Linked DNA regions of Homo sapiens: region 2 is linked to region 1. A link is an interaction called in ENCODE POLR2A ChIA-PET data of the cell type or tissue named here. Cell type or tissue: OCI-LY7. All regions are shown on one strand.

What was found. ChIA-PET counts read pairs that join two places held together with the same protein. Peaks named below come from ENCODE experiments on the same cell type or tissue, not always from the same donor. Only the 100,000 strongest peaks of a DNase experiment are listed, where the experiment ranks them.
Region 2: POLR2A ChIA-PET joins it to region 1 with 5 read pairs; 2 of 35 experiments call an interaction of 5 or more read pairs at or near these places.

What each region holds. Positions count from the first base shown.
Region 1 is chr2:64,639,899-64,642,398 of GRCh38, reverse strand. The region is part of intron 1 of SERTAD2 (SERTA domain containing 2); the gene reads left to right. SERTAD2-AS1 (SERTAD2 antisense RNA 1) reads right to left here. Exons shown (of 2, transcript XR_940172.3): 1 at 1-2,500. Among named protein-coding and RNA genes, the nearest start is that of SERTAD2-AS1, 4.2 kb to the right of the region's middle. RefSeq lists an enhancer at 1-181. In OCI-LY7, a CTCF peak has its summit at 921; no DNase peak of the experiment used is centred here; H3K4me3 peaks cover 2,500 bases; H3K27ac peaks cover 2,500 bases.
Region 2 is chr2:64,103,678-64,106,177 of GRCh38, reverse strand. It overlaps PELI1 (pellino E3 ubiquitin protein ligase 1), which reads left to right. Exons shown (of 7, transcript NM_020651.4): 3 at 1,348-1,477. Among named protein-coding and RNA genes, the nearest start is that of PELI1, 39 kb to the left of the region's middle. RefSeq lists a silencer at 967-1,167. In OCI-LY7, no CTCF peak of the experiment used is centred here; no DNase peak of the experiment used is centred here; H3K27ac peaks cover 2,500 bases.

The DNA.
Region 1 (2,500 bases):
ATGTAGTAGTGGGAGATGTTACTTACTCTTTTAAACGTAAGTACTGTTTCAGTTCCTTTCTGGGCTTTGGATAAGATCCCACTGCCATCACTTTAAGACCCCAGCAAGGAGAATCTGGGCCCCACTGGGCCAGTAGGATCTGACACATCAGTTTGAGACCCTGAGTTTTGTCATTAAAATTGAGTATAAGACATCTTAACTCTGCGTGCAGTATTTTGTTTTCTAATGTCAGTTGTCAGTTGCTATCACAAAAATGCTGTTCATTCCTTTTTGTCCTGCTAAATTAGACACAAATAAGGAAGGCCTTGGGAATCAAGATTAACTGAATAAAGATATCCTCCGGCCTAAACTTGAAATGGCCTGATGAGGAAAAGAAGAAATGGTAATTCTCAAAGTGAGGTTCCCAGACCAGCATCACCCGAAAGTTTGTTGGAAATGCTGATTTGAGGGCTCCTCCCCAGACATGCTGAAAGAGAAATATGGGAGGTGGGGCCCAACGGCCTGTGCTTATCAGGCCTCCAGGTGAACCTAAGGCTTGTCCGTGGTTGAGAAGTGAAGGATGGGAGAGCCGCTCACAGAAGAGCTTCTCAGCTGGAGCTTTCCTGCCTACTCCATATCTCAGCTGCTGGTGCATTGCGCGACCCTGATCCCGCCTGTAAAACCGTTCAACTCCGAGGTCTGTGCAACCCTCCCATTCCTCAGACCCTCCCTCCCAGACACAGTTCACGCTCAAGGACACACACACACACACCTGGCTCTGTTTTTACAGTGCTGCCCTGGCTGCCCCTTGGTGTCTTTCCTCATTATTTCCACTTACTGTTCGTGTATTCAGTGACCATCTATGGAGCATCTTGTGTTGGAGACTACCTTATGCTGAGGGTACAGAAGTGAACAAAACACACACCGTCTGTGCCCTAGGGGGCTCACTATCTTGAGATGGGAAACAGATATGAAGAGACAATCCCACCTTAAATGTAACTTTCAAATAGGCTACAAATCTATTTCCAGCAGTCTCCCGGCCGCCCCCAGCCCACAGTAATCTCTCAGATTGCTTACTGTGGGAGTCACTCAGATTCTGGAATTGCAAAGCCCCAAAAAGTCAAGTCATTCAGGCTCCTGGTCCTCTGGTCCTTTGACTTTTGAGGACACTTCTAGTGACATTTGTTACTTTTGAGCATCTACCCAGATTGTAGCTTTTGAAGGCAGGGTCCTTCCTAATGAAAAGTTGCACAGTTGAAAACTAGTTTTCATGTACAGAGTTGTGTTTAGTATGAAGTTTCCTGGAAAACTCCAGAAGTTTTCATTTATGTCTCTACCAATGAGTTTTGTTCTTTATGTTTGAAACTTAGTTTGCTGCAGTTAATAGCAGTTAAAATTAATGTTTAGAAAACCAGAATGCTAGGAATTTGTTTCTAAAAAGTTTATTGGGGAGGGAGGTCATTTGATCTCAAACCTCATGTTAAGAGCCAATGACTATTCAGTAGAAAAGTGGCTGGGGTTAGTTTTAGGCCCCTTAGGGTGGGCAGAAGATGGAGGAGCACCCACGTGATTCCTCCACGTGGGAGTCTCCAACCCCGCCCTGGAGCTCAGGGGCACTTTGGGTCTTTAGAAAAATTGGGTAGAAGACATGGGTTTTTTAGGCTTTGGTCTTCACCAGCCAAGGGAGGAGATAAAGTGGAGTGTCAAAGCCCCGGGGTGACCTAGGAAGCCAATGGGTCACAGGCCCCCCTTTCGTGAACTCCAGGCCCCCCCTCCGCAGGAACCACAGCACCCCCTCCCTAGAGTCACCTACACGTCCTTAGCTCCTGCTACTGCTTCATCTTCAAGTTGCAGCCCAGCGAAGCCTTTTTGAAAGGTCCCTTGCCTCTCCAAAGGGTGGTTAAAGAGCTATTGTTATTTTCTTAGAGTGCCTGAGGAAAGAGAGGCTTCTGAGGAGCTAGGAGCTGGGCCGACCCTGACCTTGGCCAGCCTGAGCCAGGCCCAGAAAGGCCTGGAGGGGCTGATGCGCCTGGCTTCTTGCCCTCCGGTTCTTGAGGGCATGTCGTGTCTTTTCTCCTTTAAATTGGGCCCTGCTTAAGGAGGTGGTTGTTACACAAAGCCCTGAGAGTGAGAGTTCCCACTGCCCTCCCCCTCTAGGAGTTGGAGGCCTCTTCTGAATATGCTCATTGTAATGTTACTGCAGTGTGTCAGGCAAACTTAAGGAAAATGACTTCACTTTTTATTATGTTGCATTGTATTCCTTTCTGTAACAGCTTAGATAGAATTAGGATTAAAAATCAAGATTATATGCATTTTACAATCTTACTGGGTGTGTGGAGTCAGTTTTGCCTTATAATACAAAACAGAGAAATGGTGGCAAAACTGCCTTGAGGTACACTTCATCAGGGGTCCGTATTCACACCTCTGAGGTGCATCCAAGATTTGGTGTGTGTGTCTGTTCCTGCTTACAGGTTTTGCTTACCGAGCCCTCTGCCCTCCCCTTCCAGGCAGCATTACAGAT
Region 2 (2,500 bases), 540 kb after region 1:
AGTAGTGAAGGGGCAGTGAGGAATCGACAGAGGGTCTGGGGGCAATACAAAGCCTAAAATAGCTAAAATAATTATTAGCTAAGGGGCTGTACTTTGGACTTACAGCAAGGCTAGCAACATTACCAAGGGCTTTCTCCAATACAAAGTATTTTATTTTTTATAAAGGGTCAATGTAGTTTCTATATATGGCAGTCATTGAGTAAACTCTCTTCTCAGCTTTAAAACATTCTTCCTTGCCAGCCACAATTACAGGCCATTTTATAATCACTTCCTCCTCCAGCCTCAAAACTGTCCCTGTTCCCTGCTTCCTTTCCCCCTAGATTGACCAACTACATATGGTAGATCATCAAACCCAAGATTTGTCAGGGGGCGGGGGCAGGGGAGGTGGACGGTGAATGAGGAAAGATTATTATTAAGCTACTGCTCATGCCTCAATGAAGCAGTAAAGAATGACATAACCACATGACAAACATACTTAAATTCAAATTCTGGCTTTGCCAGTGTCACTTCAGAATATAATTCTTCTGAGTCTGTTTCCTAATGTACAAAAATGGGGACAGTGATTTCAATCTAGTAGAATTTTTGCAAGGGTAGATTTAGTGAGGTGATGTGTATGGGATAGCATTCAATAGTGCCTGGTACATAGTAAACACCCAAATATTTTTATTTTGTTTTTAACTTGTTTCCATTGGTTTAGTACTTGCTTACCTTTAGGATGTATATGTGTGTGTGTGTGTATGTGTACATGTTATGGAGAAATGGTCATAAGATCTGAACAACAAAAGTATGTTTACTACTTAGCAAACATGTCTGTTGGACAGGTTCTGCTAACATAATGAGAGTGCATTTGTACATTCAGGTAGCTAAGACTTAACAAATCTAAAAATTCCTTACTTCAAAAGTTCAGCTATTTAAAGTGTTTGGTTCACAATTAAAGGAGATTGTGTTTTAAACAATACATACTGTACTTTTTAAAGGTTGTATTAGCACATGCAAACAGTTCACCTTAAAAAAACAGAATGAGTCATAAGGAGTCAGACATGCCATTAATCAGCTCTTAATTATCTTCCATAAAAGAGGGAAGGAAAAAAATAGAGATAACACGAATCTGTGTATAATCCAAAAGGTTCTCTGTGACTTGGAATGAAGCCAGAAAAAGAATCTCATTTTGTTTCACACACTGGCACCTGGTATGGAGATCAACAGTTGCTCAAAGGAATTTTAAATAATTATAATGTGTTAATAGATAATTAATTGGGAATTGATTCTGCAAGGCAAAGTCAAACATTTGTTTTATAATTGTGCAGTTCTTGCAAGAGATCACCTATACTTTTTTTCCCCCATCAGGTATAATGGGTCTCTCCCAAATGGCGATAGAGGAAGGAGGAAAAGTAGGTTTGCTTTGTTTAAAAGACCTAAGGCAAATGGGGTGAAGCCCAGCACTGTGCATATTGCTTGTACTCCTCAGGCTGCAAAGGTAAAAAAAAAAAAAAAAAGCTACATAAATTAACTTGGAGAATTTGAAAGACTTTTATGTGTTGTTTGTATTCTCTAGCATTCCCCTTACATTTCTATTTCAGAAATTGCCTTTTGTTTGGATTGGAGAAGAGACTTTGGAGACATGGTATTTGAAGAGCTGCCATATGGAAGGGGAATTGGACTTTTAAAAAAAAAATGACAAACCAGGATCAGTGGGTGGAAATTAGAAGGAAACACTCTGTTTCCTTATTAAAAGAGGTGGGATGGGGGACAGGGCTTTATCTAGTACTTAGAATTATGCAGCTGTCTGCCCTGAGAAGTGGGAAGTTCCCACTCTGTTACTAGAGGGGTCTCCCTGGACTGGATGAAGAATGTGATGTATAATATGTGTATTCAGGTATTAGAAGCACATTTGGATGAGGTAATTTTTAAACTAAGGGTCTTTACTTAAGATTCTTTGTATTGGTTGTATTCATTTTTGGTTTATAACTTCATATATTTGAGCATAGTACCTTGCACAAAGTAGACCTCAATAATTATTAAGTTGAATCAAAGCTATGAAGGCAATATCCAACTGCATCTACAATATAACTTCTCAACCCCCTAGCCTATTTCATGCTTCTAGCCCCCTTGTATTCTTCTAACAAAATTTCCAGAAGCTGGACCACCATTTCAGGATACTTGGGCTTTTCCTAGAGTGACAGACAAGGAGGGGGAATTTCACATCTTTATATTTTCTGTGAATTCATCTGCCTCCAATTTTATAACACTGACTTTGTGTTACAAAGAATTTAATATTGTAATGAGCAAATAAGAAAAATTAGAAAGAGTTCTTTGACTCCTGGAAGTACCTGTATCTTTAGCTAAGTAGCCCTAGGATGTACATTAATATTATACCATCTGAAGCATATCTTTGTAAATTAAATAAACAAGAGACAGAAAAATTGGCATATGATGTGGTTTTAGGTTGCAGCTTCAGTGTCTGAAGGTAATTGGCTTTTCAGCTTTGTTTTATATCCAG